Regions from separate parts of the Mus musculus genome. Here region 1 is linked to region 2. The links are chromatin loops, found by intact Hi-C in ENCODE. Cell type or tissue: left cerebral cortex. All regions are shown on one strand. Each heading gives the region's core, and the rest is flanking DNA. Links, peaks and the distances in the headings are about the cores only.

Region 1 (15,616 bases), core at 4,773-12,772, 400 kb after region 2:
TGGCAGGCCCTTTACCAACTAAGCCATCTTACACGTCCCCACGCCCTTTTCCAGAGTTACCTCTCCTGGTGGAAGGGGCCTTTTAAAATGTAAATTGCTGCACATGTTATGATCACTGAGGTGACCCTCTCTTCTCCAAGGAGGTGAGGCTAATGGTAATGGAGTACAGTGTAGAGGCTTTGGACTGGGCATCAGGACATATACTCAGACTTGGGCCACCTCTCTGTGCCTTGCTCTAAGGAGCAGCAGGCAAGGGCCTTCCTTGCTCCTAGTTTCCAGTGAATCTAGTGGATGTTGCTCTAGTTTCCCTCCTTTAATGAGGAACATGATGATATTTTCTTCTTTTAGTCTAGTGTTGGTGGCTATGAAGACCAGACAGTTGAACACCTCACAAATACTTCCATGAGCTTTGGTATCTGAGAAAACAAAACCCAGTAGTAACTTACATCATCTTTGGCTTGGAAGAGGTACTCGTTTCCATCACTTAGTCTGTAATTTCAAGAAAATTACATTTTATAATTATGTAGGTAACAATTTCATATTAGAAAGTTAAAAAATATAAATTAAAAATACAGGCCAGGTATGGTGGTGTACATCTTTAATTCCAGTACTCCGGAGGCAGAGGTAGGTGGATCTCTGTGAGTTTGAGGCAAGCCTGGTCTATAGCTTGATTTTCAAAATAGCCAGGCACAGAGGAACTTTGTCTCAAAAAGCAAAACAGAACAAACAAAACAAAACAAACCCAAACCAAACCAACCAAACAAAACCCCATGATCCCCTTATCTAGGGTGGGTCACAAGCAGGCCATGGGTTTACCTCAGAGATGTCAATAGAGCTCTCCATGGGTTGATGACCAGGCCTGGAGATGTGCACTGGCCCGACAATGGCCCCTGGTCATTATGAAGTCACACATTCACCAGATAAATCCAATATACACAGGCAATCTGGTGCTTTAATCCAACAGAAGGATCAAAAAAAAATTCAACCTCTGAAAGGTCTGGCTTTGTTATGGCCAATACCACTTGGATTCTTAATTTCTGACCAGAAATGAATTCAAGAGAAAACTTCAAAAAAGGTGAGTACTCTTGAAATTCTAGCTTCTGAGTTTGTGTCTTCCACATCTGCAATTTCTAGAGTTACCCAACTGACAATAAAAAAAAAGACCTCTAGATTTTTCTTATGGAAATGAAAGCAGTCACACCCAGGAGGCCATCAGTGTGGCACTGTGATGTCTGGTACTATGGGTGCAGCAGTAGGAACTGACTCTGAGGTCCATGGAGGGGGTGCTAAGATGGAACAGTTAAGAGGTCAAGTTATCTGGGACTCTCATGACAAAATGTATTTTGAAAATATATGTATGTATGCACACTCGTGAATGTCAAAAAGACAACCTGCAAGAGAGCCTTTCCTTTCCTCCTTTCCACCACGTGGGTTCTGAGAAGGAAAGCTGTATAATCAGGCTTGGCAGCAGGAACTGTTGCCACTGAGCACATTCTCACCCCCTTGCCTTATCTTTTTACACTTTGAGAAATGAGATGGTTTGCCAATATCCAAACACAAGGAGCATGCGTGTGGATGTGGTGTGAGGGGGTGTCTTCCACAAGGAGGAGTCATTTGGATGCAGAAGTGTGGGAAGAGCTGGGGAGGATGGCCTGTCCCACCCAAGTACTTCCTGTTTGTCTCCTCAGGCTCTAGGATGACTCACAGTACCTATCTGAAGCAAACATGGTAATTCCTTAGTCTGCATAAGCCAGAAGGACTCAAAATGGGACTTTAAAGCTCCCATTATATACTGTGACAATTATGGCCCACAGCAGTGTCGGGGAACAGTGTGTTCCAGGTCATGAAATGAAGGCTCCTTTTCCTCTGGGTCCAGGTGCACAACCAGGCCCAGGGAAGAGTGACCTTGGTTCCTCAGAATTAATCCAGCAAGTCTCAGTAGGCTGTGTGCAGACTGGATATTCACTTTCTTAGGGACTGAGAATGGTAGGAGGAGGCACGGCCATCACAGTACCTTAGCGGGAAAGCCAACCTCTGTGAGATGAACACACCCAGACAGCCATGAGCTTGAAAACTCTTACCTTAGCTTGAACACGTGCTTCTTCTTTTTGTAATCAAGGGCCACTTCGCAGATGGCCTCTTTCAAACTCACAGGGACCTCACTGTGGTAGGGGATGCCAGAAGCAGCACTCTTGGCATCTTTATAGAAGCCCATTTCTTGGTTATTTATGACACAATATACATTGTGCCAGGACCTGAGTGGGTACAGCAGAGAAAGAAGTATTAAGGCTCTGCGCTCACCTTTGCTGAAAGATCTTCACAAACAGGCTACCCCTTATTCAAAGCCTCTCTAAACTGAACCTATACCAAATATTAGCCCTGAACTCAGCCTCTTTGGAACAGCGCATATGCCTGAGGCGCAGCTGGGGAGGGATACGGCTCTGCATCAGAGAACACGTGAGCTGCTGTCCCTTCTATCACATGCGGCCTTTGAAGCTTTTCACTCATGTTCAGGAACACAGACAAGGCTCCTTATTCTCAAGCACAATCTCCCCCAGACTTAGTGACATTCTTTCTGGGGTTCAGCTACTGACAAGAGGGTAGATCCAGGGCCATTGGTATTTATGGTATCCCTTTGGGGAGCTACACTCAGGTGTGTGCCAACAATACCCAAGGGGCAAACTGTCAGTATACGATAACTTAATGAGAACATCAGACCGTTACCTTATCCAACACAGACACAAGTCCTTTGTACAGTAGACACTCCACATGTACAGTAATCTAGACATATGGCAGACCAGCTAAGTTGTACCAGCTTTGGAATTAGATGTGGTTTTCATCTCAGTTTTACTATTTACTAGATGTCTAAAAAAGTATGCTTTTTTACAACCTCTCAGAGTCACTACTATCTCATCAGCTAAATAATAAACTTAGAGACTGGTGGGAGATGGTCATCTCAAGACTCATATGGAGGAGTGAGTACCTGTGAAAGCCGGATCCTACTAGGAACCCTACAATGAGGTCACTTCACTTCAGGAGACTGTTCAACTTTGCTCTAGTGAGCGCCTCCTCAGGACAAGCCTCAGGCCACTCCTGCGATTCCTGCCAGCTACATCTCCTGAGCTGAGTGTCACTCTCACTCCGATTCTCAACACACTGTACACACAAGAATGACAAGCTCTGACCTTCTGAATGCCAATCCTGCGAGACCCTGGGCCACCTTCCCACGGGTGATTTCCCTCCCCACTTTCCTCACGTGCTGCCTTTACCTGCTCGAGGCTTTCTTATTGTGGGCCTCCCACTCATGCTTCCGATTGAGGAAGCCTTCCATCTGGGCAGCGGGTGTCTCCAGGGTCCTGGCTGGCAGGGTGGCAGCACTCTGGGCTGGAAGTGCAGATTTGGCCTTTCGGTCCAAGGTGGGAGAGGGAACAGGACTGGACTCTTTGGAGCTTGTCCTCTGCTCAGCAGCACCGTTGACCATTTCACTCGTTTCCATGGTTCCTGCCATCTAGGGACAGCAGAGGGGCCATTCAGAGAACCCGAGAGTAAGAGAGGACCACATACGCTCTGACTCGCACACGTGGCTGTGTATAAATGCCTGGCACAGATGGAGGCAGTGCAGTAAAACCAGTGCACACCCTGCAAAGCCAGCTTTGGACACCAAGGACATTAGAAGGTGGGAATGGATTAATGCCCACCCACTTGCGGGGAAATGAGAAAAGCGAAATGCCAGTATGAGTTTTACTGCACTCTACTCCTCTGATTACTCCATTCTCACTAACATACTCAGATCATCTCCTCTTACGGTTACTTTAAAACACAAAGACAATGGAAACAATCAGACATATTAAGTATGAGAGTGGACGTTATACAGCAGCCACCTTACATCCAAGGGCATCATCAGAAGGGCTAAAGTTGAAGCAAAAGGGCATTCACAAACAGATGGAGAGACAATCCTATCAGAACTATACAGCATTCCCCCAGATGCAACAAGTAAACACCTTTGGTTTCTGAAAGAGGCTCCCTAGTTCTTCTCCCACACCCCTCCTCTCCAGATCACCATAAACACATGCAGAAATTAGAACAACAGTCATGCATTTCACATCTACCATCCCCGTTAGACTTTGGAACTTAAGAGCTGGAAGGAAATGAGGCAAGTCCACAAACATCAACTGAACCACATCTGCCCAGGTTGATTGTGAGTGGGTTGTAGTTTGTGTTAAAGGAGCTGAAGAAAAAGCCAATCACAGTCACTCAACACCACACAGCTATTTACCCCCAAACAAAGACTGAACCAGGGCCTTCCCCATCACGGGTGGTTGATCACGGTGCCTTGCTGCACTGAGACGGGAGCCCAGAGACAGCCAGGCTTCCAGCGGCTTTGACCCTTCAGTCTGGAGACGTCTTCAGGAGCGTTCCTTCCCAAGCTCACTTAAATTGTAACCCACACGGTTTTTCGGCTTTGGAAATGTAGTAGGGTCTTGATTCATTATCGTTTTCGGCCTGTGTACCATCAACTGTGTACCATTAACTGTAGCAGCCCCTGGCTGATATACCCAGGGCATGGATTAGCAAGTTACTAAAGCTGGGTGTGGCTGATGCTTTAGTAGATTACAGACAACCTGCACCCCTCATACACAGACAGACATGGAAGTATCAATGGCACAGTCATTAGCTATAGTCCCCCACCACTGCTGTCCAGAGTCAGAGTGACACCCAGTTAGCAGCAACCTTCGCAGTATAAGCGGTAGACTGGCCACTCCCACTGCAAAACTCAGATCTGTCAACTCTCTTGCTTAGGTCTTATCTCGATTAATGGAGCCTGCTTATTGTAAATAAAGCTAATTTTCTGGAAAAATAGTAATGAGAACGTTGTAGAAGCGTTTGGAATTATAAACTTAGGTAAACTAGCATAATTAGCACCAAGGTTTAGGGTTTGACTGGAGACTATGCAATCCTAAGGTTGTTTTTGATTAAAATTCTCTATTCTCATGCCAATATGGTAAATGGATTATCAGGGCAGAAAGACACGGGGTGGGGGACAGAGTGCTTAGTTGGCCTGGCTGTGAAAGCAGCAGCCTGCGGGCATGGTCTGAGCAACAGGCTACCACTCTTTCCCCTCCTCTCTTAGTTTTGTCTTGCTTTGTTGCCCAGGATGGGCTTAAACTCCCAATGCTTCTGCCAGTGGCGAGGATTGCCAAGTATCCCCACTACACCTGGATTCCCTTTTCACTATTTTGGGGGAGGGAAAGTAATCAAAGCCCAAGTCAAAAGAATGTTGAGGGGTCTTACAGTTGACAAATCTCTTCTAGTGGAATCTCAGGAAACTCATGTAAGGAGCACATGTGAGTTGGTGTGGAAGGCTGAGCCGGTGTGAGTGGAGAGAAACATGGGTTAGTACATACAGACACCAGGTAAAAAAAAATTTAGTGCTGCAGCTTTGACGCGGAAACCACTAGTGGCTGGGTGGGCAGAAGTTTATCTAGAAATGGCTATAATTTATCAGAGCTGGTCACACTTCAAGGAAGTTGAAGACAAGAAGTCTCTTCTGATGGGAATTCTGCAGCAAAAATTTTTTTCTCTGGAGTTAGAAGGAAAGAGAAAACCCCACACCAGTATGCAGAGATAATTAATGTTTATGCAAATGAAATCACTAACCAAGAAAACAATGAAAATAAAAGGACCAAATGAACTTTAATGGACATGTGTTGTAAGCATGCCAACAAATAAACAAAATGACCTTTAATGGACATGTGCTGCAAGCATGCCAGCAGACAACACACATCACTAGGACAGACGTCAAAAGCAAATCATAGTACTATGATCACACGATGGTACATGTATGTGATCAACCCCCCCACATACACATATTGTTGCTTCTCTTTAGGAATTAGTTCAGAGTGCTTTGTGGCCAGGCACATCTGAGGCAGTGAAATCAGGATGTGAACATGAATGCAACATGACAAGTAGTAGCGCAGGAAACACCTGATTGGTTTTCAAAGTACATGAAGCAACACCATTTTCGAGTTCATTAACATGAGTCTCTGCATCATCATCCAAAATAATGAAACTGCTTTTTCTTCTTCCAATAAAATCCAATTGTTAATTAAAAACAGAGAAAGATAGGCAGCAGAGCAAATGCTAAACAGTATCATAGCATTCCTGTTTTAATGTGCTTATGTGTGTATTGTCTTTGTTAAAAAAAAAAAAACCTTAAAATTTGGTATCAGTCTGGATGATACAAAACTTAAACACACAGCACATATATGGAAACATCATATATAAGTATGATCATGTGTGGCTATATATATATATATATATATATATACACACACACACATACATATACATACACACACACATATATATGATCAGTGACACAGTATAATTTGTGGCCATAAAGACATGGTCAGGGGATCTTAGTGACCAAAGAAAAAGATACAGTTTTTTTTTTTTTCTAATATAAATTTGGATGTGTTTTAAGGCAGAGACCCAATAATGATGCATAGTAGCCCAGAGCTTAAAAGCTTGGTATCTATCTAGATACCTATCTACGGTTACAGGTAGATAGATATGTACATAGAGATTAGGAAAAACAAACAAGATGCTATATGATGTTATCCTGACAAAAGAGAAAAAATGCATCATGAAATGAAAAGACAATTTAGACTTAGCATGAAAAACACATACCAAACAGGGCTCTGACTCCACTAAGACATCTAAATATGGCAAATGAGCAAGGGAGTGTCTTGCAAGGCTTTGCTGAAATGAGGGTTTGGTCTGGTTTTGATCAGAACCAGGAAGTCACCCCTTTTACCAGCTTTTACTCCTAAGAAAAAGGATTTCTTTTAAAATGTTTTCAATCCCTGCTAGTGGCCCAATACATGTCATCCTTAGGACTCCTTACTAGAGAACTTCGAGATCCATTTGAGATACAGGAGTTTCTGTCAGTAGAGACACTGAAGTAGCCCTCTAAGGCTAGGACACCTCTGCAAGCGCTCCCTGCCAGGCACAGGGCATTGAGTCTATCATTCAAGTGATCAGGATGAACCAAAATGGCTTTTGTTCTATTTGCCTAAAAAATGAAAACAGCTTGACACCCTGAAGACTCTGACTGATGGTAAGAGCTGCTGGCATCTGCCACAGCCTGAGTGCTGGCAGTGGTAACACTGACCAAGACAGAGCCGGTGGCAGCAATCAGTGGGCTGTGCCGTGTGGTGCACAGAAGCCTACATTTCTGGGTTGAGGACTTGGCAGAAAAGAGAGGATTATTGGGCTTGTACAAAGTAATAAATGGCCCCAAAGGTCTCAGAACATTTGGGGTCCTGCACCTAAAACTTATCCAGCTTCCCAACAAAATGTAGCTTCTTTCGGGCCGTTTGATGAATGCATTCTCCATGGAATGTTCCAGAGCAACTGCAGGCCTAACCTTAGTAGTAAACGTTTCCTTCCTTACAAACCAGTCTTCATAGTTACTAAACTACTATACAATGGAAGCCAATAGGTTAATAATACTTGTAAGTAACATAGCACCTATAGCAGAGTACTATTAACTTGTGTGTGCCGTACCTGTTAAGAGTCTAATTTCATTATGCTATAATTTAATTTTGATTACTCATGTAAAATCTTAAAGTAAAAAGCTCACAATAAATAAACAAAAATTAAGTATGCTGCTTTGAGGCAATGAGGATCCAAAGAAACATAAATTAAATGCAAACAAATATGAAATCAAGGACAGCTATGAATTAAGTAAAAATTTTAACACTCTGGGTGACGTGGAAGCCAAAAGGTCAAAGGATGTGGACAGAGTGGTTCTTGACAAATGGTAGTGAACTTCACATTCCAGACCATGAATGGTCACTGGCTGTCCGTCTGCTATTAAAGTTTTTGTAGTTTTGGTACGTTTGAGAGCGGTAACTAACCCGTGGAGATCCCTGCTCAGCCGGCAAACCATTCTGGGAAACTTGGTCTCCTTTTGAAGTATCCCTGTAAGGGTGAGATTGGAAAAGCGAAGGGAAAGATAGAAGGGGAAGAGAAAGAAGGGAAGAGAAAAGGAAAAACCAAGCGTGAACACCTTCTTCCACACAATGTCATGCTGTTACATCTGGCACTTCTAAGTGTTTTAGACAGTCCCTAAGCCTTCAGAAACACTCTGTCACCACCCCTATCTTATAAATCCACTTTAGACATTTTCATGGAGCTCACAACCCACCAATAGCCTTCTGCAAATAGGAAATCAGTTCTTCCCTAACACAGAATCGCTGGCCTGAAATCCCAGTGGTGCTTCTATCCAATGAGTCACCCAGAGACTGTGTCTGTGTGTTCTGGTGGTCCTCCTCTGCATTTCACTCTGTCATGTGACTGTTCTCCACTGCCACTTGGCAATGGCTACAGGATTCTCAATAGTATAGATGAGACATTGGACAGGAAGGGTATTTCCTGGCTCTACAAGACTTAAGACAGATGCCCCATAATCTCACTCGCCACCATAACCAAAGTTTTAGCCTGTTTGTTTTTTTTTTTGGGGGGGGGGTTTCGAGACAGGGTTTCTCTGTATAGACCTGGCTGTCCTGGAACTCACTTTGTAGACCAGGCTGGCCTCGAACTCAGAAATCCGCCTGCCTCTGCCCCCTGAGTGCTGGGATTAAAGGGCTGCACCACCACACCAGCTAAGTTTTAGCCTCTTATGCTTCCAGTGCCTCACCATTGCTGGGACTCAGCCTCCTCTGAAACCTTCGTGTTTGGGTCCGGAGAAGGTGGCCGCCTCTTTCTTTCTTCTTCCTCTTGCTGTCTGCGCACTTCCAGTAGCTCCAACTACAGGAGAACAGCTTGCTGTTTATCAAGGCTAAGACTTTTGCTGCTTTAGAAAAACGTTCTAGAAACCCAGGAGACTTTTTCTACAATGGTTCATACTGGACAACCTCAAAGGTCAACACTCCAAATACAATGGCATTATGTCCATGAGCACCATAGCTACAAGCTAAAACTGTAGGGAATGGACAGCTGTCTACCCCTTGCTGGGAAATCCTTTGGCTGGTTCATTTTCCTCTGGGAATAGAGATTTCAAAATTAACTCTGCATCTTCTTAACTTTGTTGAGAGGGAAAAGTTGCTGGGGGGTTTAAGTCAGACTTTCCATGAAGTCTCAATAAAAACCTACCATGGGCTCACAAAAATGTTCAAGGAAGCCATCTGTATTGTAGTAGAGAAACAGGGAAAAATAATTAAAGCCACAGAGTAGTCTTCCTGAAACAAATCCAGTCCATGAGCAGTTCATATATTGTAAAAGAATTGTTTTAATACATAGTCATACTCCCTTCCCCCACCCCGGAAGTACTGACAGCAAGAGTCCATTTTCTATGAGAATAAAAGTTTCGGAAGAAGAAGAAAGACCAGTGCCCAAGCTCTGCAGTAAAGCTTTGGCTGGCAGAGAGAGGCATTATCTGGAATGGCGATGATTTAATAGTAATCCAAGGTCAAGATATGATCTGGTGTCCATGTGATTCCTAAAATTCACAAAAATAGGTGAAGTACTATGCCGGACATGCTTAGACACTTACCGTTGTCAGCCTTTCCAGAGCAGAGAATCTCTCATCCCAGGTCGCTGCAGACTTTTCAAACGCCTCATGGCGCTTAATAAGCTTCTCCACTTCGTCTACACTCTGGCCAATTTCACGGCTGGATAGGTATGGTTCCTGTCCAAGCAGCCAAGCCTCTGCCACACTGGCATCCCTTGAGAACTGATGGACCTCCAAAACTGCAGAGGGTATCAAGAGTGAGTGTCTGTCACAGGGCCACACAATGGCACTGCTCTAAGCATAGCCATCTTATCATTTATAATACCAAATGCCATCAAATGTAAACACTGTGAGCCACACAGGCAAGAACATCGCAAGAATAGGGGTAATTACTTTAACTGGATTTTGATTTAACTTAATATATTAAAAGAATACTATTTTAACACAACACTTTTTTTGTTTACCAAATAAGAATACAGGTTAAAATTTATAAGTACATACTACAAAAATTAAGATGATTTCTATTTTCCAAGACTCATATGTGGACAGTGGCTCTCAGGTGGACTATACAGGTCTAGAATTTACTCTGGTCATATGGCCCTAATTCTAAGAGATCAGATCTCTGAGCCCTCACAGGACACACAACCTATTCATGCCAGACTATGCAGGTGAGGCAGGAACCCACATAGAAGCTTGTATTAGGTTGAAATCCAGTTTTCTCTTGGGGGATTGAGAGGGTAGGAATACTAACAAAGGGGGAAGACAGGGTCCTTGTCCTCCATGTGAGGAAAAGCTCTCCACCTGATGCAGTTATGAGGAAGTGGATTAGAACCTGGCTTAGCTAGACTGCCAGCGCACATTCAGCATCTCACTCAGCAGAGTCTGGGGCCAGTTGGATAAGAACCTACTGTGTGGACTATCACTGAGCCAAGAACAGGCCAGCCATCTCACTTTGAGATTACGATGGACCCCACAACTTATCAATTGACAAGAAACTAGGCAACTGTCAATTCTTTAAGGTAGGTAGCAGGCAAATCATCACTGTAACCCAGATTGTAGCCTGGTATCCAGTTCACAGCAGGTACGACACAGGTTTTGCCTCACAGAATGAAACTGCCCCAGAGTTTTCAAAATCTGCAAATGAAATCCTCAATAACAGAATGGCCCCAAATTGAACATTAGAGGGCTCTGGGCCCAATTGGGTTTTTTACACAACTTTAGTTTTTACTAAGAGTCTACAATATATAGGAATGAGGCTAGAATACAAGACAGAGTCTAAAGTATCAACACAGCTTGTTATAATATAGATTAAAATAAAAAAAGCTTGAATTGAACTACTTTTAATGTTCAAATCAACCATGAGGTACTATTCTTAAATACATTTTAAATCCAGTGAGGGCTCATAGTTCCAGGTAAACTGGGATTACACAGAGAGGGAAGGGAGAGAGGAAAGGGAAAGAGAAGATGGGGAGAGGGGGGAGAGAGGGGAGAGAGGGAGGGGGAGAGGGAGAGGAAGGGGAAAAGTGATTATTTTTATTATTTTATTTTTGTTTTTTAGAGACACTCTCTTCATATTCCTGTCTGTTCTCATATCTTGCTATGTAAACTAGGCTAGCCTTGATGTCACAGAGAACCGTATTCCTCTGACTCGAGTGATTAAAGGTGTACACCCTTACACCCTGCATACTTTTATTTTGTGTGCGTGTGTGTGCACATACACTCATCTGAGTACAGGTGCACACAGAAGCTAGAGATTTTGAGATGCTCTGGAGCTGGAGCTGGGCAGGAGGTGAGCCTCTGACTTGGGTGCTGGGACCCAAACTCAGGGCCTTTGGAAGAGCAGTAAGTGCTCCTAACTGCTGAGCCATCTCTTCAGCCAGCCCCAAGAACTTTTTCTTCTTCTTCTTCTTTTTTTTTGGTTTTTTGAGACAGGGTTTCTCTCTACAGCCCTGGCTATCCTGGAACTCACTTTCCACCTTCTTAAAAAACAATATTCAGCATGAATACACTGAGAAAGAAACATTTAAAACTTCAGAATCATTAAGTAATAACATAACATTAGTTAAAGCAGACTTGTATACGCATGTATTTCCTTGGATACACAGAAAGAACAGAAAAGCAAATGAAGAACGCATGTCCTTACTCAGTCTTAACCACTCCCACCGGTCTTCCCACTTGTCAATCATTTCTTTTCTTTTCTCTGTCAGCTGCAGTAACTTTTCCTTGATCTGCACAAAAACAAGGGCCTTAATAAAACACTGCAACCTTGTGTCTGTCCCGGATGAGCACTTGGTACAAGAAAATCTATTTTCCCCTAAGCTGCTAAGTATCAGCTTAAATGTATTATTTCATGTCTTGAGCCTGGAGAGAAAAACATGGCTAGTTTTCCAGAAGGGGTGGGAGTTCTATTCAAAGCTGCCTGTGCTGATGTAGCAAACTGTGTGCTATTTCGATAGACTCTGGGGCTTCCTGAAACAGTTAACGTTTATGAAGAGAAGGACAGTAATACCGACAAAGCCTTGGCTTTTCTGAGAGACATCCATTCCTGTGAAGGATGCTACAAAAAAGACATCAGTGCCATCGTTCTGACCAGAGCTGCAGCCATCAGCCAAATGCAACGCAGAGTTGAGTGATAGCCAGAGCCATCCCACTGATGAGTTCACAGGCTGTTTTTATACCTGGACCCCTCAAAAATTATCTCTGGACAAACAATTACCAGTTTTGGGTCTACAGTTGTATGTAACAGTTTTTCTAGGCAGACAGAATATGCTTCAAAATGATGTAAAGAAGCGTACTCACTTGCACGTGTATTGTAGGCCCTGTTAAAGTAGGCCTTGTGCTCAAGCACACAAATACACAGAATGAAAATATTAGAAAAACTGAAACTACACTGAACACGTAGACTTGGCTTTTGTCATTCCTTACTATAGTACAGCAGTGATTTACCCTGTGTTAGGTATTACACAGGGTCCAGAGATGTTCTAAAGTTATGAATAAGCCCTATGTCATTTCACATATGGTATCTAGCCATCTATGGATTCTAGTGTTCACAGAAGTCCTGGAATCAATCCTTGTAGATTGTGGGAGGCTTCAAAGACACAGTTGCAAAATAAAATCCTTTTACATGCCAACACTGGCTGAGTTCACACCAGGTCCCAAAGCAGCATCCTACCTCCTCAGAAGCATAGTGTTTCCGTGCCAGCAGGGATTTCCCAAGCTCAATGCAGGCTGTAAAGCTGTCATTACGAGCATCAATTTCAGCTTTGATACCTTGATGATTATTCATTAACAGTTCAACAGATGACACATCCCTATAAGAAAGTAACATCACCTTTAAGAGATGGAGCTTTTCAAATAAACATGTAGGTTTTAAAACTCGTAATTTGAAGGAAACTGACAGCTTAATTGTCTTTTTTAGGGCTTATTTGCAGCCCAAACTCAGGCCAAATCACTAAATCTCAGTAACACTTAACTTAGGACTGGCTAACTCGGTAACTTTCAAAGAAAGGCATCTTTAAGTGCATACAAGATGCAATGCAGGCAGACACTGTTTCGAGAAGGCACAAAGGCAGTTCCAACAAAGCACAACCTGATGGAACAGTTGAGACATAAAGAAACACAAAGCCAGATGTGGAGGAAAACACTCAGGAAGCTGATGCCTCTACTTATCTATTAAAATCGTCACTGCTTTGAAAGAAACCAAACTAAAGGGAAGACACTAATCATTTCGGTTCCGGACACTTGAAACAAATGCCAAGGGTGAACATCACCTTTGTGATATGCATGGACACAGAGACTTTTAATATAACAAAGATACAGAGAAAGAACTCCAAAATGCCTGAGTGGGAAGGTGGGGGTGTGGGAGTGAGAATCTAGAGGAAATGAGCACCACCATGGCTCTTCTTTCCATGGCAGCGGTGTGTGGTAGAGAACAAAAGCAGTAGAGCTCTTCCCTGAACACCCACACCTCTGTGGCCGGGAGGGAGCCTTACCGTGGTTTCTCCTGGGCCTCGATCTGCCGGATGACATCTTCCATCCAGAGCATGAGGTCACGCACCATGCTGAAGAAGCGGAACTTGTCTCCTGTGTCTACCAGCCGCACCCTGCGACCCTCACAAGCATCCAGCAGGGACTTCCAGGCTTCCAGGACCTCATTCTCACGCTTCTGGATGTCATCAGCCTTGTCCCCTGCATAGGCTGCCTGGAGGCGAGCTGCATCCTCCTGCAGCTGCCTCACCTGTGAAGCCACAGGGGAGAAAAGCCAGGTTTCACTACTGTGGCCTTGCCACCATCACCCCTTCCCTTCCTTACGGTGTCACCATAAACGGCAATGGGAAGGAGCCATCGGTTGCCGGGTCTGTGCCTCTTAATACGTTCTTTTTTCACCTGGTAGAGCCAAGTCACAAAACCCCAAACCTACTAAATGCCGTTATTAAGTACTGTTCGAACAATGAAAGAAATAAAATGCTACAGGAACATAGGGAAGTCCTGTAGCCTGGGATGTGAAGACAGAGCTGAGTAGGGACACATCTAGATATATTCCAAGGTGAGAAATACTTTGATTGGCTGGGTGTGCTGGCACACACCTATAATCCCCATCATCAACATCCTCAGCTATACAGTGTATTCCAGGCCAGCCTAACTTTTAAAAATAAGTGGGAGTGGGTGGGCTGACAAATAGGTAAAGGCACTTAACATATAAGCCTGATGACCTCAGGTGAACACTGGAACACACAATGATAGGAGGGGATTACTACTACAGAGCTGTCATTGGACCTACAAATGTACTGCTGAGGCATGCATGCCCTACAATACACCAAATATTGTTTTAAAAGTACAGACAGTATGCTGAACACTACTTTCTGTGTCAAAGGGTGAAAAACAAAAACAGGCTATCACTTTAGGTAATGATGGAGGTTTGTCATCATAGAAAAAAAATAGTGACTATTTTATACTCTCCTCCTTCTCTTTCTCTCTCTCTCTCTCTCTCTCTCTCTTTCTCTCTCTCTCTCTCTCTCTCTCTCTTTTGAGACAGGGTCTCACTATCTAACCCTGGCTGTCTTGGAAGTCACTCTGTAACCAGGCTGGCCTCAAACTCAGAGATTTATCTGCCTCTGCCTCCCAAGTATAAGGACTAAATGTGTCCACCATTGCACCTGACTACCTTATCCTTGGATGTCCATTTTCATTGTCTCTAATTCTGAATTACAGCTAAGGTATGTAAATCAGATTATCACGAGCAAGCTGTAGGAAATTACTTGAAAATCAATCTCCTTGTTTTCTTAAGTCGTCATTTCTTGGGCCTCTGGTTATTATTATTTTTTAATAGGGTCTCTCAGTGAGAAGATGGGAGAAGCTAGCACAATGAAGCTCACACAAGAGTTCAGGACCACCTTGGCCACGCAAGATTATTACTGCCTCTGTAAGATATTGGTGGGTCAGTGCCTGCAGGAGGGCCACACTTCTTTTTATGGCTCTTAATTACTTTACAGTGACATGGTGAGGTAGGTGGAATCCAACAGACTTGGGTTGGGTTCTTGGCTGTGGGTATTAAGCCTCAACAGTCTCATGAGGCAAAAGTATTTAATGAAAAAAACAGGGAATGACTCTGTCTTAAGCATCCTACAGTTTTAAAAGTAAATGGGGAAGGACCTAGTTCTTACCTGTCTCTAGGCTTCTCAAAACCTCCCTTAGCATTTGTTAAAATCAGTAACGGGGACACATTCACAGATGTAACTGTTTTACAAGGATCATCTCAATCCCCAAAGCAGCTGGAGACCCAGGCACAGAGAGGTGAATTAACTCACAGCCAGAGAAGAGGCAAGAACTGAGTGAGACTCCAGATGGCAGTCAAAAGACAATGGTGGTCAAGAGGATGAGTAAGTCCTAAGTACTGGAGCATGGTGAGGTTGATACTCACCTGAACCTGAACCTGGGCCACGTCTAGACCTTTTGTCGTGGGGAGGGGGTTAGGTAGTTACTAGAATACAGCCTCTGCCCATTCACTTTCCCATTGGATTCAGTCGAAACTACACAGCCACAAAGTCAAGAATATACTCCATCTGGCCTTCTGCTGACTCTGTACTGATCATTTGCTCT
Region 2 (15,616 bases), core at 2,841-10,840:
GCAACCGAGAGTACTGCAGCAAACATTTTCCCTGTGCTAGAAGATCACACTTCAGAAAACAAAACAGATGAAAAAAAAATAGAAGAAAGGAAGGCCCAAATTATAACAGAGAAGACTAGCCCCAAAACGTCAAATCCTTTCCTTGTAGCAATACATGATTCTGAGGCAGATTATGTCACAACAGATAATTTATCAAAGGTGACTGAGGCAGTAGTGGCAACCATGCCTGAAGGTCTAACGCCAGATTTAGTTCAGGAAGCATGTGAAAGTGAACTGAACGAAGCCACAGGTACAAAGATTGCTTATGAAACAAAAGTGGACTTGGTCCAGACATCAGAAGCTATACAAGAGTCAATTTACCCCACAGCACAGCTTTGCCCATCATTTGAGGAAGCTGAAGCAACTCCGTCACCAGTTTTGCCTGATATTGTTATGGAAGCGCCATTAAATTCTCTCCTTCCAAGCACTGGTGCTTCTGTAGCGCAGCCCAGTGCATCCCCACTAGAAGTACCGTCTCCAGTTAGTTATGACGGTATAAAGCTTGAGCCTGAAAATCCCCCACCATATGAAGAAGCCATGAGTGTAGCACTAAAAACATCGGACTCAAAGGAAGAAATTAAAGAGCCTGAAAGTTTTAATGCAGCTGCTCAGGAAGCAGAAGCTCCTTATATATCCATTGCATGTGATTTAATTAAAGAAACAAAGCTCTCCACTGAGCCAAGTCCAGAGTTCTCTAATTATTCAGAAATAGCAAAATTTGAGAAGTCGGTGCCTGATCACTGTGAGCTCGTGGATGATTCCTCACCCGAATCTGAACCAGTTGACTTATTTAGTGATGATTCAATTCCTGAAGTCCCACAAACACAAGAGGAGGCTGTGATGCTAATGAAGGAGAGTCTCACTGAAGTGTCTGAGACAGTAACACAACACAAACATAAGGAGAGACTTAGTGCTTCACCTCAGGAGGTAGGAAAGCCATATTTAGAGTCTTTTCAGCCCAATTTACATATTACAAAAGATGCTGCATCTAATGAAATTCCAACATTGACCAAAAAGGAGACAATTTCTTTGCAAATGGAAGAGTTTAATACTGCAATTTATTCCAATGATGACTTACTTTCTTCTAAGGAAGACAAAATGAAAGAAAGTGAAACATTTTCCGATTCATCTCCCATTGAGATAATAGATGAGTTTCCCACATTTGTCAGTGCTAAAGATGATTCTCCTAAGGAGTACACTGACCTAGAAGTATCCAACAAAAGTGAAATTGCTAATGTCCAGAGCGGGGCCAATTCGTTGCCTTGCTCAGAATTGCCCTGTGACCTTTCTTTCAAGAATACATATCCTAAAGATGAAGCACATGTCTCAGATGAATTCTCCAAAAGTAGGTCCAGTGTATCTAAGGTGCCCTTATTGCTTCCAAATGTTTCTGCTTTGGAATCTCAAATAGAAATGGGCAACATAGTTAAACCCAAAGTACTTACGAAAGAAGCAGAGGAAAAACTTCCTTCTGATACAGAGAAAGAGGACAGATCCCTGACAGCTGTATTGTCAGCAGAGCTGAATAAAACTTCAGGTAATAATCCATGCACCGTCTCACCAACTTCTTGGTTTACTATGGAATACAGATAACGTTTTGTGACATAACATTTATAATGTATCATGTCTACTGTGTCATGTTGATGAGAATCTTTTTTACTAGTTCAGTTTTAGTTCTGTGGGGCTGGAAAGATGGCTCAGTAGCTAAGAGCACTTGCTGATCTTTTACCCTCTACAAGACTTAATTAAGTTCGCTTCCCCATCACCGATGTGGTCTCTCACAATCGGCTATACCTCCAGCCCTAAGGGATCTGATGCCCTCTTTGACCTCTATGGGCAACAGACACATCTGATCCACATGCACACACACGTGCAGGTGAAACACTCATACACAAAAAATCTAAAATAGAGAATGATTAAGAAAAAAAGTTTGTTCTATCCAGGTAGTACAGTATAGTCTCAACTGCAATCAGGAGTTCAAAGTAAAAGGATTCTTGTGAATTTGTTGCAAAAACCAAGAATACAAAAGTTTTATGTTATTTCTTCCCACCTCACTTCTACTTAACACTCATCTTTACTGTAGGCTTTTCCATAGTTTTGCATCAATGAAACCAGGAAAAAATTAGTAAAATTATCTTTCATGATGCATTCTTTTCTTCAGTGTTTCCTGCTGCTGTGACAAGCAAGGGATATTAAAACAATATTTTCATATATGTTTATTTTTATCTTAGATATGATTTCATGACAAACTTGCAAAAGATGACCATTTCTGTTGCTTGCTTTTGGTATTTACATAAAATACATTATTTTTCTAGTGAGAGGTATGAGGCTAGAAATACTAAGTATAGATTTTTTTAAAGAAAGTAATTACTGAAACATGCTATCAATTTATGAAAAGCTCTGTTTATGTATTTTTAAGTGTGGGAGTGCTCTGTCTGCATGTATACCTACATGCCAGAAGAGGGCATCAGATCCCTTTATAGATGGCCTTAAGCCACCATGTGGTTGCTGAGAATTGAACTTAGGTCCTCTGGAAGAGCCTCCAGTGGCCAGTGTTCTTAACCACTGAGCCATCTCACCAGCCCTCATTTATACTTTTGACTCAACATTTGCTATGCTTGTTTTGAATGCTTTTTTTTAAACTTGGCATTCTGTTAGCTGTGTTTTCTAGTAGCAGTTATGTTGTATTTACTTACATATTAGAGACAGCTAGCATCAGATGAGTATAGAAATTAATTCTGTTACAAGAGGAGAGTCTGAATATTCAGATAATGAATCCGGCATCATCCTCCTGTTGGGAGGATATGGAGAGAAGTACCAAGATTCTGGGTGCCTGTCATGTGTGCAAGTTAGCAACATGAGAAACAAAGGTGGGGGCACATGAGAAAATAAAATGGGTTTGGGAGAAGATTAATTTAATTTGAATATATTAGTATTGAGACTATTAATTGAGTATTGAGAATTATTAATGCCATATCTAAGAAACTTTGAAACAACTTGTCTGGCTATTACATGCATAATTTGCCATGAACTTGGAGCTAAAAATTAAAGCCACAGATAGGAACAAGGGAAAATCAGAATGCAAAGATAAATGGGCAACACGTTAAGAGCTAAGGATTGAAAAAGGAGGGAAGTAAGTACGTGCAACCAAGACGCAGACAGACTCAATTTTGATAACAGAACAAGAACAAGAAGGAAAAATGTTAGCCAGCAGAGGAATGGAATATGGAATCGAAGAGGAGATTCTCCTCCCCACTCACTTTAGGAGAATCAGTTAATAGGTGCTAATAGTTAATAGTTAAAATGTACATAGATGCCAGGGTAAACTCTAGAGTTTAAGTGAAGGGGTTGGCTTTGTAGCGGAAGAAAGAATACTGCATGTAGTGGGTAGAAAGAAATCTGTGGATGCGTATTGATACTGCTAGGGAGGATTTTGTGTCTGAAACTGAGGGACTTGGTTGATTTTAATGTTAAAGCAGTGTGTGAGGTATTTGCCGAGAATAAGTTGAAACATATTTGGCAAAGTAACTGTGAAATTATTCCAACTAGAGGAAGCAAGGGCAGTGTGTTAAGAGTTTACTCAGGGCTTTGTGACAGCAGTCTAGGCAAGTGCATTATTTATTGAGCTATACCCTCTGCCCAGTGACTTTCAATGTGCTAAATAGTCTGGATATGGGATCAGAGAATGTAACAGGTCTTATTTGAGGTAGTTCTGTTTTGTTACATGGGCCAGTAGAAGGACAGTGAGCCAAGAGAGTTGAGAATAATAGGAATGAAGTAGTTTGAAGTCATTGAAATGATGGGCTGGCATCCAGGTTGAAGTGAATAGGAAGTTGATAGAAAGAGAGTAGTAGATGAAGTGAATTGTAGGTCCAGATTAGGTCTAAGAACCAAAAGTGTTAGGAAGAAAAATGTGACTCTTAGAATGTTTTGGGAAACATAGTAAGATGTATGTGTTGGGTATTGAGTTTAGAATTTTACTGCAAAAGCAGCTCCGAGACCAAGGTTTGGCCATTAAGAAAGTTGCTGAGGCCAAGAGGTGACCGTATTGCATATGCTGCTTAGAATAATGACAGGATTTCAGGTAGACATTATGGTAAGGGACAAGGGACTGGGGAAGTGGTTCAGGAATACATCACTTGATAAAAGTATATGGCCAGAGTTCAGATCCTCAGTACCCACCCACATAAAAGCTTGCAGCTACAGCATACTGAAGGCAGAAAGTGGACAGGCTTGCTAGCTAGACTACCTGAGTCAGTAAGTTCAGGGTTGGGCAAAAAGATCCTGTCTCAGTAAACAACCTGTGGCATCTATATGATGTACTTAAATGAGCACGCATGCACACTCCCTCCTCCCAAGGTGTAAGAACAAACAAGGACAAGAGTCTTTGGTAAAAGGCTTTTGGGTAACTGATGGGGAGAATAGACAAAAGCAGTAAGAAAAGATAGAGTGTGACCTAGCCAGGCTTCTAGAATGATGGTCTAGATCGGGAAGCAGCATTAGATAGCAGCAGAGTACTTGACTTGCCTTGTCTCCAGTTGTGCAAAGTATGGGAAAGTAAGCAGCCTTGATTTTAGAAGCACCACAGGGAAAGCAGTGTCAAAGAAGAGTTGTTTGTTTGTTTTTTTTTTTTTTTTTTTTTTTGGTTTTTCGAGACAGGGTTTCTCTTTATAGCTCTGGCTGTCCTGGAACTCACTTTGTAGACCAGGCTGGCCTCGAACTCAGAAATCCACCAGAAATCCACCTGCCTCTGCCTCCCGAGTGCTGGGATTAAAGGCGTGCGCCACCACGCCCGGCGAGAGTGAGGTTTTAATGAATGGGAAGTGAAAGAAGGAATGCTTTATAAAAAATGAAGGATTAGAAGAGATGGCTCAGGATCAATAGGTTTCAAGCAGCATGTTAACGTGCCCTAGGGGAAACTGTAAACATGCATGATAACACGGTGCGGTAAGGCTAGGGAGAAGCAGGCATATGGGCAGTATTGAAATACCTGTGAAATCGCCTTCTAACTTCATGCTACCTCCCAAAACTCAACTCTAGTCATATGTTCTTAGTTTGATTTTGGTAAACCTAGGATCTATAGCCCCTAGTTTGGAATGAAAAGGATTAAAGAGCAGCAGTGCCTTAGAAGGCTAAATAAAAATGCTGAGGAATGGGTTGGTGCTGATTTTTAAGGAAACAATATCTTCAAGAAAATCATTTAGCTCAACCTTTTCCTCCCTTGTATGTATGTAGAGATAGAGACAGCATATGTGTGTGCCCCTGAGGTTGATGTTGGGAATCATCTGCAACCACTTTCTACCTTACATTGAAGCAGGTCTCACATATGGCTAGCCAGTCTGTTCTAGGGACCCTATCTCTGCTTCCCATATGCTGGGATTACAGGTGGGTCACTGTGCCCATCTGGCTTTTTGTGGTTCTAAGATGGCAGACTGATGCTTGTTTGTGTGGAAGGTGTTTAACTTCTGAGCCATATTTATATATTTAGGGTACTGTGTGATAATTTGATAACTTTCCAGTGATCAAGTTAGCATTCCCATGTCGTTTTTTTTTTTTGTTTGTTTTTGTTTTTTGTTTTTTTTAAGACAGTTTCTCTGTGTAGCTCTGGCTGTCCTGGAACTTGCTCTGTAGATCAAGCTATCCTCAAATTTTCAGAAATCCACCTTCCTCAGACTCATGAGTGCTGGGTTGCACCACCACTGCCCAGCTTGTCAGTAATTTTTAAACTTAGCATTAGCTGCTATGTCCATTCTCACTAGAGGAATAGAACATAATTTGCATTTAACAAATGTGTGTAAGCCTTTAATCCTAGCACTTGGAAGTCAGAGGCAGGCAGATTCTCTGAGTTTGAGGCTAGACTGGGCTATTGTAAGTTCCAGGACAGCCAAGGCTACACAGAGAAACCCTGTCTTGGAGAAAAAAAAAAAAAAAAAAAAACAACAACAAAACAACATAACAAGTGTGTATATTCCATAAAATTCACAGGAAGTGTTTGTATAATTTGGATGACATGAATTCTAGTCTTTCTCACATCTAGATAGATGTTGACTTCCTTTACTGTAAAAGGAATGAAGTTAGATTAGATTTTTCTGCTTGATATTTTTCTTAATTACAATAAACATCTATTAAAAGCAGGTACTTATAATTGCTTTGGCTTGGTTGTTTGAAGTACTATCCTGTATTTCTTTTCTTTGAGAGTGGGGGAGACAAAAATCTTTGTTCTCATGTAACTTTGGCATGCACACACACACACAACACATGGTTTTGTTCAAGTAGCTTACAGGCTGTGGTCCAGGTAGTCCAACAATGGTTATCTCTTGAAAGAAAGGCCAAGGATCTGGTTATAAAACTGAAAGTCTTAGCCATCTCAATCTTTTGCAGCGTTCAGGTAATTCCTTCAGAGGTCTTGAGTCTATGTTGGAACCTCACAGAAGTACATTCTAATACCACCAGGGGTATTAGTGCCTTAGTAACGGGATAGATGAACTTGCCAGAGAGACTGAGGTTAAGGAAGCAAAAAGCAAAAGCTTTTTATGCAGGCTGGCCCAGATTTAGGGTGAATCTTTTTCCACCTTCAGATAATCCAGGTTTAAGGTGGGTCTTCCCATCTCAAATGATCAAATCAAGAAAATCCTCCACAGGTGTGCCCAACTACTTGGGTTTCTTCAGATTTATTTTATGTGTATGAGTGTTTGCTTGTATTGCTTCTATATATGCATCACATGAGTTCCTGGTGCCAGGGAGGTCAGGGTGTATTGACTCTCCTGGAGCTGGAGTTAAAGATGGTTGTGAGCTATCAAGTTGGTAGAGGTTTTTAACTTTCTTTTTGGTTTTTCGAGACAGGGCTGTATAGCCTGTATAGCCCTGGCTGTCCTGGAACTCACTTTGTAGACCAGGCTGGCCTGGAACTCAGAGATCCGCCTGCCTCTGCCTCCCAATTGCTGGGATTATAGGAGAGCGCCACCACGCCCAGCGGTTTTTAACTTTCTTTGTTAGGTTTATTCTAAGGGTTTTAGAATTTGAAACAGGTTCTCTCTGTGCAGCGGGGTGGGGAACCTGGAACCCTCCCTATGTAAATCAGATTGGCCATGAGTTTAATTCTTCCCGCCTCTATACCCTGAGTGCAAGATTAAATGCTCTTCACCACATTGTTTCTTGTTCAGTGTGCCCTTTGATGGTATGTAGACAGTCTACTGTATCTTTAATGCTAACTTTGAATCCTAACCATTTTGTAGAAGGTGTTTATCAGATTATCAGCCTTCTTGTGGAGTCTCGAGGGTCTCTGATGTATAGAATTGTAACACTTGAAAATAGGATTTTTTTTCTTAACTACTTCCTTTCTTATTTAAATGCCTTTTATTACCTTCCTGTGTGTTACTACCAAAGCCAGGATTTCAAGCATTTATTGGTCATTTGTGCTTTAGTTTTTATGAATTGCTTGTTTAACCTTTGTTCATTTTTCGATTTTGATGCTCTATGATCTTGTTTTTATGTGCAGGGTGCAAAGTCTTCTCTCTCTAAGATTTTTATGCACACATCAGTGGACAGTTTGACTTTTACAAAGGAAGCCGCTTTCTTTTTACTACTCTTAATTTTATTCTTACTTAGTTCCAATTTATTTATAATTGTCGCAGTTATTTTTATTCCCATCATATTCTGATCTAGCCTCCTGGTGCCAGGCAACCATTCAACTGTTGGATGATTGAGAATAGCTTTTGCTAGTTTCCCAGTGGTTGGTTAGGCAATCAAATGCAGATTTGGGTGTTGGTGCCATCTAGTGTGGGTAATGGTAAAACCATTTCTATGGAATATTTGATAAGTAACCATACTGAATAAATGTGGCTGGTCACAAAATTTCACACTTGTTATAAAACAAATTTATAAACTATTTTGAATTTTGACATTTTGTACAGAATTAAATACTTGAGCTATGCTATAAGCATTCTGAAATGACCCTGAAGATGTGTTTCTGTTAAGGTAAAAGGCCTAATGACTTAATTTTTAAATTGTAAGTTTAGAAATACTTTGGGTCTTTAACTCACTCACTCTCTCTCTCTCTCTCTCTCTCTCTCACATGCTTGTGCATTCGAGGTCATTGCATTCAAGGTCTCATATTTGATGAGGCATGTCAGTTTGACTTCACAAAGGAAAGCCTGTTTCATTTTTTAGTACTCTTTTATTTTTACTTTTAGTTCTGATTTATTTATAATTGTCTGGATTCTTGCAGAGTTATTTTTATTCCCATCATATTCTGATTTAACCTCCTGGTGCAAGAGAAACATTTTCAGTTTCTCTGGATTTTAATATTCATATATTGAAATTGCTATGTGATGTTGTTAAAAGAGTTTGAAAATGCTCAATTTTTTGTCATTTTGAATGTTATTTTTTAGATTTCAAATCCTATTCCATTTTTGAATATTGAGTTCACCATTGTTGAAGTACTGACTTTTAGTCCATAGAGGGCATTAGATTACAGCATATGGTAGGGTTTATGGTTGTTAATGTCTCTCAGCAGTAAAACATCTAGTTTTGTACCTCTGTGTGCTTAGAATTCTAAAATTAGTTTCAAGACTGCTGTGTAACTGTCACTGTTTCATATTAATAAAAGATTCGGGCTCTCCATTATTAATAGACGTCTAAATCGTAGCTTCCCAAAACAATATACAAGCAAAGTAAATGGCTGCTCTCTTCTCTTTTCTCTTTTCCTTCCTTTTCCTTTTCCTTTTTTTCTTTTCAATCTTTAAAGGCACAGGGAAATTTAAAAGGAAGGAAGGAAGGAAGGAAGGAAGGAAGGAAGGAAGGAAGGAAAAGGAAAGGGGAAGAAGGGGAAGAAGAGAAAGGGGAAGAAGGAGAGGAAGGGGAAGAAGGGGAAGGGAAAAGCAAAACAAACCAAAAATTTTGCTGGCATTAAAAGTAAAAGAAGTGGAAGGAGTTTGAGAGAGCAGGATGAGGTGAACACCAGGTGGGCTTACTAACTAGGTTGTTTTGTTTCTTTTTTGAAACAAACATAACTATATAATGTTAGCTGGCCTTGAACTCAGAGAATGCTACCTGACTGCTTTCCCAATGCTGGTTTAAAGGTCTGTACCATTCTGGGCTTTCACATCTGCTTTGAGACAGTTCTCTTGTGCTTAAAATCCTTCCAAATAGATACAAACTTTAAAAAAAAAAAAAATGCTCCCCAGGCAGTGGTGGCGCATGCCTGATTCCAGCACTTGGGAGGCAGAGGTAGGTGGATTTCTGAATTCGAGGTCAGCCTGGTTTACAGAGTTGAGTTCCAGGACAACCAGGGCTACACAGAAACCCTGTCTTGAAAAAACAAAACAAAACAACCCCAAAACTCACACATGCTACTTTATCAGAGATTTTTTTTATTAGCAACTTATTTAATTATATTTTTTCTTAGTTAACCATGCATTGTAAAAAAAAAAAAGTGTTTTGACTAAGGTAAGAGAGACATTGAAAGTAGGTAATTTTAGATCATCGTACTCTTTAGAAGTGAGTTGGAGACCTTGCAGGTCTTTGGTTTTATTTTTTTAGCATTATATTTACAAGTTTGATCTGTGACTCTTCCTTTGGCATTCTGTAAGGAGAAAATAGAATACTACACCAGATATTCAAAGCATCACGTTGCCAGTTGGTTTGCATGTGTATTATTTGAGGACTATTCTTGAGAGAATTTTATTCTTTAAAGGTTGGTATTTAAATTCATTTAGATGAAGTTTAATGAGAAAGTATGACCCATAAATTGTGTACTCATAAATTTTGCTCGTTGATTTTTCAGAGTAAAATATTTTTGCTTGGCTAACTTAAAAACTGCAGTTTTAAAACACTGAGAAAGAAGTGGGTAAAAATGTCAGCTGGTACCTATGAGTTAGCTAGTTTTCTCTATACTTACCATAAATTGTAATAACTAAAACTAAAGAATTGATTATCATTCTGCAAAAACTTAACTTAAGGCTTTTAATTTGCTTTCTTAAATAAAAGCTTACAGTATGAAAAGTACATTTAATATTCATATGAGTGGATTATTACACACACATTCTTGGCACCTTAAAATTAGCAGACAAGTGAAGTATTATAAATATGTGAGTTACATATATGCTGAATATGTTTACCTTAGAGAATATGTAACTTGAAGGTACTATTTACTGTCTTCTGGTGTTTTTGTTCTAGTGGAGCTCAGATTAGAACCCATGCCTTGAGCCTGTTAGGTATACACTTTACGAGTTAACTATACTCCCCGTCCTTGTCTGTCAGTTTGAAAGAGTTCATTTAAAAAATACTGTCCTGGAAGTATTCTGTATTCTTTGAACAGTTTTGGATGCTAAACCGTTATGTGAAGAGGTCACACAATTTCATCTTTGATGTAATATGGTGGTGACAGTGTTCTCAGAATAATTATATCATATAAGGTCTCAGCAAGTAAAGTTAGAAATACTTCAGAATTCTTTTAAAATTGCTTTTATTTATAATTGTGCAAGAGGGACTTAAAAATGAGTAATTGGCATTCTGAACACTTAAGGATTTTGCAAGGTTTTGCAGGCCCACATAAGTGAGCATATTTCAGGAAGATATCCCCATTTCAGTGTGGTTACAGCCATGAGATGCATGTACTTTTATGCATTGATTTTATATATATTACATCTTCAAATGCCATACGTATTTAAATATATTTTAGCTGATTAAATTGGCACTGTTCATTTCCTTTTCTGCTTAGGCAAATTTAGCATCAGGTAAAAATCAGTTGTAGAACATTAGAAAGACACACTGGAATGACTGAAAGTTTAATAAATTCTGAAAAAATGGGAAATTCTGGAACCATTTATTTTTATGGCTATTAAATTGTGCCATTTTCATGGGGTAAATGATATAGTTATTAGTACATGACCGTTTCTCTCCCAGCCAAAGATTTATTGCAATGGTAGGTAGTTGAGTATTTATTAAAAGATTGAATTGGAACAGGTAACAATTAATCTAGATTTGGAGGAATCTAGATTTTTAGAAATGTAAAGGAAAAAAAAACCTGATCATACCTTCCAGGATGCAAAATATGAGTTCTCTAAGCCTCAGTAAACCCAGAAAAAAAGGCAGTTCACAACCTTGAAATTGAAGTTATTAACCCATTTGGATTAGTCCATTTCTGTCTTGTGGGTTAACTGTTGATTTTAGAGTTTCAAGTAAAACTGAAACAGCAGCACAATTGAACTGTCCCTAATAAAGAAAAGTCAAGTCTGTGGGTGCAGACTTAGTTCTGTGTGTTTCAGGTATATTTAGCGGTTGGCTCTGTTAGAGAGTCTTTTCTTTTGGTAGCTGCCTCCTTCCCTGCAAAGGTAGCTCCATTTGGCATGATCAGCAAGCAAATGGCTAAGACAATGAGCAGATAGAAGGGAAAGCATTAATGTCTGGGTATTAGCAGCCTAGTTACAGATTGTACTGCGTCAGCTTGCTCCACACCCCAAAGACATCAGGTGACTCCAGTTGTTCAGCCGGGACTGCAGGCTTAGGTTGAGCAAACGGGTATCTCATGTCTCAGGGAGAATTTTGCAATTTACAGCTTTTCTGTTAGTATGCATAATTTGTAATTGCTGCTGGAGGGCAGATCGTGGCAAGAAATGGACGATCAGAAGAAACGTTGGAAGGACAAGGGTATGTCTTTTAATCTTTTACTCCTTTTTATGTAACCAGTAAGATTTCTGTGGGTAAGCTTTGTAGTTTAGATATACTCGGGATTGAAAGCGGAGCCTGTGATCATGTAATGCTTAAGATTAACATAAAACAGCTGCTTCTGGTGTTTTTTACAGTTGATTGTGTGCAGGAAAGATATCATATTCTTTTTCACTGGTGTTTGGTTTAGTAATTTTAGACGTGTCTGTTGTTTCTTTTCTAATCTTGCGCGTTGAAATTGGTATGGGATTAACATCTCATTTGTTGGTCACTTTGGTGTGAGGAATGTATAATAAACATTACATTCTTCTGTAGTCTGTGATGACATTTCATGATGACTTTAAATAAAGCTCAGCTGGTGTGCCTGAGATCTATCCCTAGGTTTGTAGGTAGCAGAATTGCATTGTATCTTTGAAAATCTAAAGTGAACATTTGAAGTTCTTACTTGAATGCATTTTAATTTTTATGTAACTTGAAACTATTCAGATGTATACAGAGTTTTAAATGTATCCCCAAATTTACTAACCTTTGTCCTTGTAATAACCAATTAATGATCTTGATCCCCGTCCTCCCCCTTGAAAACTCAGATTTTTAAAAATCTCAGTGATTCATTGTGAAGAATTTAAGCCTGCAAAGTAGTAGTAAAATATCGACTATTGAATATTTCAATAGCACTTTATTATGTAGCTTGACAACTGCTATGTAATGAGAGAGAGAGAGAGAGAGAGAGAGAGAGAGAGAGAGAGACCGAGTAAGCAAGAGTGAGTTGTTTATCTGACTGTCTAGAATAAGTTGTCTTAAAAATTGTTAGAACTGTTTTTAAGTGGCTGAGATAAACATTTCTGTAGCTGACTAGCTGCAGTGACCTGCTTTAAAACCAAAACCAAAACCAATCAGTAAAAAAAAAATGTGGGGGAAAGGTGATTTTAACATTGAATTCATATGTATTCAATATAAAGGGGAAAACAGCTGTGAGCTTTAAGAAAGGATTTCATTAAAAAGCTTAATAAAAAAGGACTTTTCTTTAGCTTATCCATAAATATTAAAAATGAAGTGAACCAATGTGCTAGCTTTTGGTAAGTAAAAAGATACTTGAGATAATAAAGTGGGTGAGAAGCCACAGTAGGGCCCATCCTGCAACTTTCAAGTCTCTGCATGAACGACTTCAATTGTAGAGTATTAAAATGTTAAGCTCTTATAAGATAATGTAGGGATATAAAGACAGAAATTAAGATGCAGTAGAATCTATCTTTTGTGATAGTCTTAACTATTAAAGACCCTTAAACAAATTCAGAATCACTCTTGAGTCTCTCTGCCGATCCTGGCTTTGTTTGTTTGTAAATCTGGTCCACTGATACTTTTCTTCTTGTTTTTAACCCTTGTCTGAGTAAATCAGACCAACCTATTTTTTCCTTATCTAGGTGCTGTTACATCTTAGTGTTTCCTGTATCAGCTGCTAATGCTAAAGATTATATAGTGAGGTTTAAATCAGAAACCACTGAGATGCCTGAGGTGAATGGTTTTTCCTTACTGTGAAAAAGTGAGGAACCTAACCTGAGGTGTCTACACGGGTAAACTTAAAATATATATACTTACTTAGACCTGGTCCCCCATACCTGCATTCTTGTGCTCTCAGACTCCCTTCCCAAAGCTGTCAGTAGTAACAAATATTCTGATTCATGTCTGGCTTTGTTTTTGTTTTGGTGAAGTTTTAAATGTGTTTGCTGTTTGGGTGATTTTTGTTTTTGCTTATTAGATATCTAGTCCTTTAGGCAAAGAGGTATTATAATTGGTGTTGTTACAGTCTTGCTATTTTCTGTTCATTAGCAGAATATTTTGACAAATGAAATCTAATATTTCATTATTGAGGTTATATGGAAAACTTAGATTAAGATGGGAAGACTTGCGAGTCTAGGTCAGTTGGGGGGAAGAATGACGTAACTGTCAGCAGCAGAGACAACTACACAAGTAACCCAGGGCAACCTGCAAGTTCTTTTTTAGACAACACCACAGGAAAGAATCTTAGGACCAAAAGAAGAGGTTAACAGGAAGAGGTGCCTGGGAAGAAAATACAGCATACTGTGCTCACAGTTCTCAAAGAATTGGAACTAGCAGCAGGCATGTGCATTTTGGTGGCTCTCAAGGTACATCTCAAAGGATTGCTCAGAAACTTTTTCTATACATGAGGTTAGAGACTGTCTGATATGATAGTTCCTTGGATGGGCTCAAACCTAATAAGATAAAGTCAGGACTTTAGGATTGCACCAGGGGTTAGGACATGCCCTTTTGTTTGTAAGTGGGCTTTTGATGAGATTCCTAAAAAATTACAGATGTTAAGTATGTTGGAATTCTTGATTCTTAGTTGGTAAGAGGCCTCACCAGGGGAAGGGGCTCCTTTCCCTTCCCAACCCCATAGTCTTTCCTTCCTTTCCAATCACACCTGCTTTAGAAGCACTGAGAAGACACTGTTAATACAGTGACTAGAATTTCCTGGGTAGAGTAGACTGTATAGGATAATGTTGACAGATAGATTTGTAGGCTCAAAGATGATAGAAGGTTAGACGGTCTAGGTCAGGTTTCCTGAAGCTTCTCTGTGGTTCACAAGAAAGAGTCCTGTGATCCTATCAAAACAAGCTCTACAGGGCCTGGCAATCTGGTGTCATCATTTTATAATTGGGCAGATTTGGAAAACAATCTAGGGTTCACACCTTAGTTCTAGTATGTTTTGATTTTGACTAGGTATGAAACTGCCTCTTAAGTTTTTATTCTGTTGTGTGATTTATAGGGTTCCAGTTTTGAGGTTCTCTGGGGTTTTATGACAAGATGCTCTGGGCCAGGTTGTATTGGTTTGATGTTTAAAGTAGGTAGTAATAATAAGTAGTGGTGGGTTCAGAAGGCCATCTGTGGTGTAGTAAAAGCCGGAGGAGAACCTAGAGGCCTGAGTTTGGGATGATTTTAGCTATGCCTGGACTTAAAAAAGAAAACCTTGAACATCATCTGAAATGGGGATGAAAAGGAAGTAACAGATATGAGAAAAATAAGTGAAGAAATACTTGATATTCATCATAGGTTGCAGGACTACATGAATTCGAAGTCACGATGAACAACTATCTATGCTCAGCATCAGTAGATTTTTTTTTAAAGCCAAATTGAGTTCTAGACACTTTGAATTTGAAGTGATGGACATAGCAAGCAATGATAAAGATTACAAAACAAATGCAAAGCGAGGGTATCTTTTTTAAAAAATCGAAGATAGGGAAGGAAAGCCATTAGCACCAAGCCTACATTAATGGAGCACCAGGAAAAGTTAGCTCTAACAGCAGTAGGAGGAGTAGGAGAGTGTGGTCTCACCACCAGGACAGGACTGGAGGTCTGAGGAGGACTGGCTGTCAAGAAACTGTTTAGAATGAAGATAAAGTGATTGCAGACGCTCAGATTTTAGGAGAAAGTGCAGCATTGCCCATGTTTGCTAGTGCCTTTGTAGATTGGGAAGCTCAGCTGGCCTTTGTGAGAACTTTCAGTAACATTAAAATTCAGTTTGATTATGCTTAATGACAAAGTGGCTTTGTCATCATATCTGGTGCATTCTTCCCTTGTGGACTCTTTAGGGCTTCCTACTTTGCCTGGAAGTCAACTGCCAATCTTAGGAAGAAACCTGCTTTTAATTCTATCTAAACTTACCTAAAACTCAGTGTAACTTGGACCTTCATTGTGTTTTTCTAGATTTTTTTTTTTGATTGTTGTTAAGTAGCAGGACTGTGTGTTGTAGAAAATAGAGAATGGCTTTGGGTTTTTAATAATGAAGTAAGGAACTAGAAGATTATATTATACATTGTATTCTGTAATCTTGAACAATTTAGTAGATATTTCCACCTTTAAAGTCACTTACATCACTTTAATATGTTGCTGG

Evidence for each region. Hi-C counts contacts between places; a loop is a spot of excess contacts. Peaks named below come from ENCODE experiments on the same cell type or tissue, not always from the same donor. Only the 100,000 strongest peaks of a DNase experiment are listed, where the experiment ranks them.
Region 1: a loop joins it to region 2, with 5 times the contacts of the local background. A loop is called at or near these places in 5 of 42 quality-filtered maps.

Annotation. Positions count from the first base shown.
Region 1 is chr11:30,101,167-30,116,782 of GRCm38, forward strand. It overlaps Sptbn1 (spectrin beta, non-erythrocytic 1), which reads right to left. Exons shown (of 35, transcript NM_175836.2): 26 at 13,510-13,754; 27 at 12,690-12,828; 28 at 11,661-11,745; 29 at 9,560-9,756; 30 at 8,705-8,814; 31 at 7,923-7,986; 32 at 3,270-3,508; 33 at 2,082-2,255; 34 at 447-489. Among named protein-coding and RNA genes, the nearest start is that of Eml6, 83 kb to the left of the region's middle. In left cerebral cortex, for the core only: no CTCF peak of the experiment used is centred there; DNase peaks (open chromatin) are centred at 8,323, 12,049 and 12,643.
Region 2 is chr11:29,707,195-29,722,810 of GRCm38, forward strand. It overlaps Rtn4 (reticulon 4), which reads left to right. Exons shown (of 9, transcript NM_194054.3): 3 at 1-1,576. Among named protein-coding and RNA genes, the nearest start is that of Rtn4, 22 kb to the left of the region's middle. In left cerebral cortex, for the core only: CTCF peaks have their summits at 7,819 (motif pointing left) and 8,506; a DNase peak (open chromatin) is centred at 7,793; H3K27ac peaks cover 457 bases.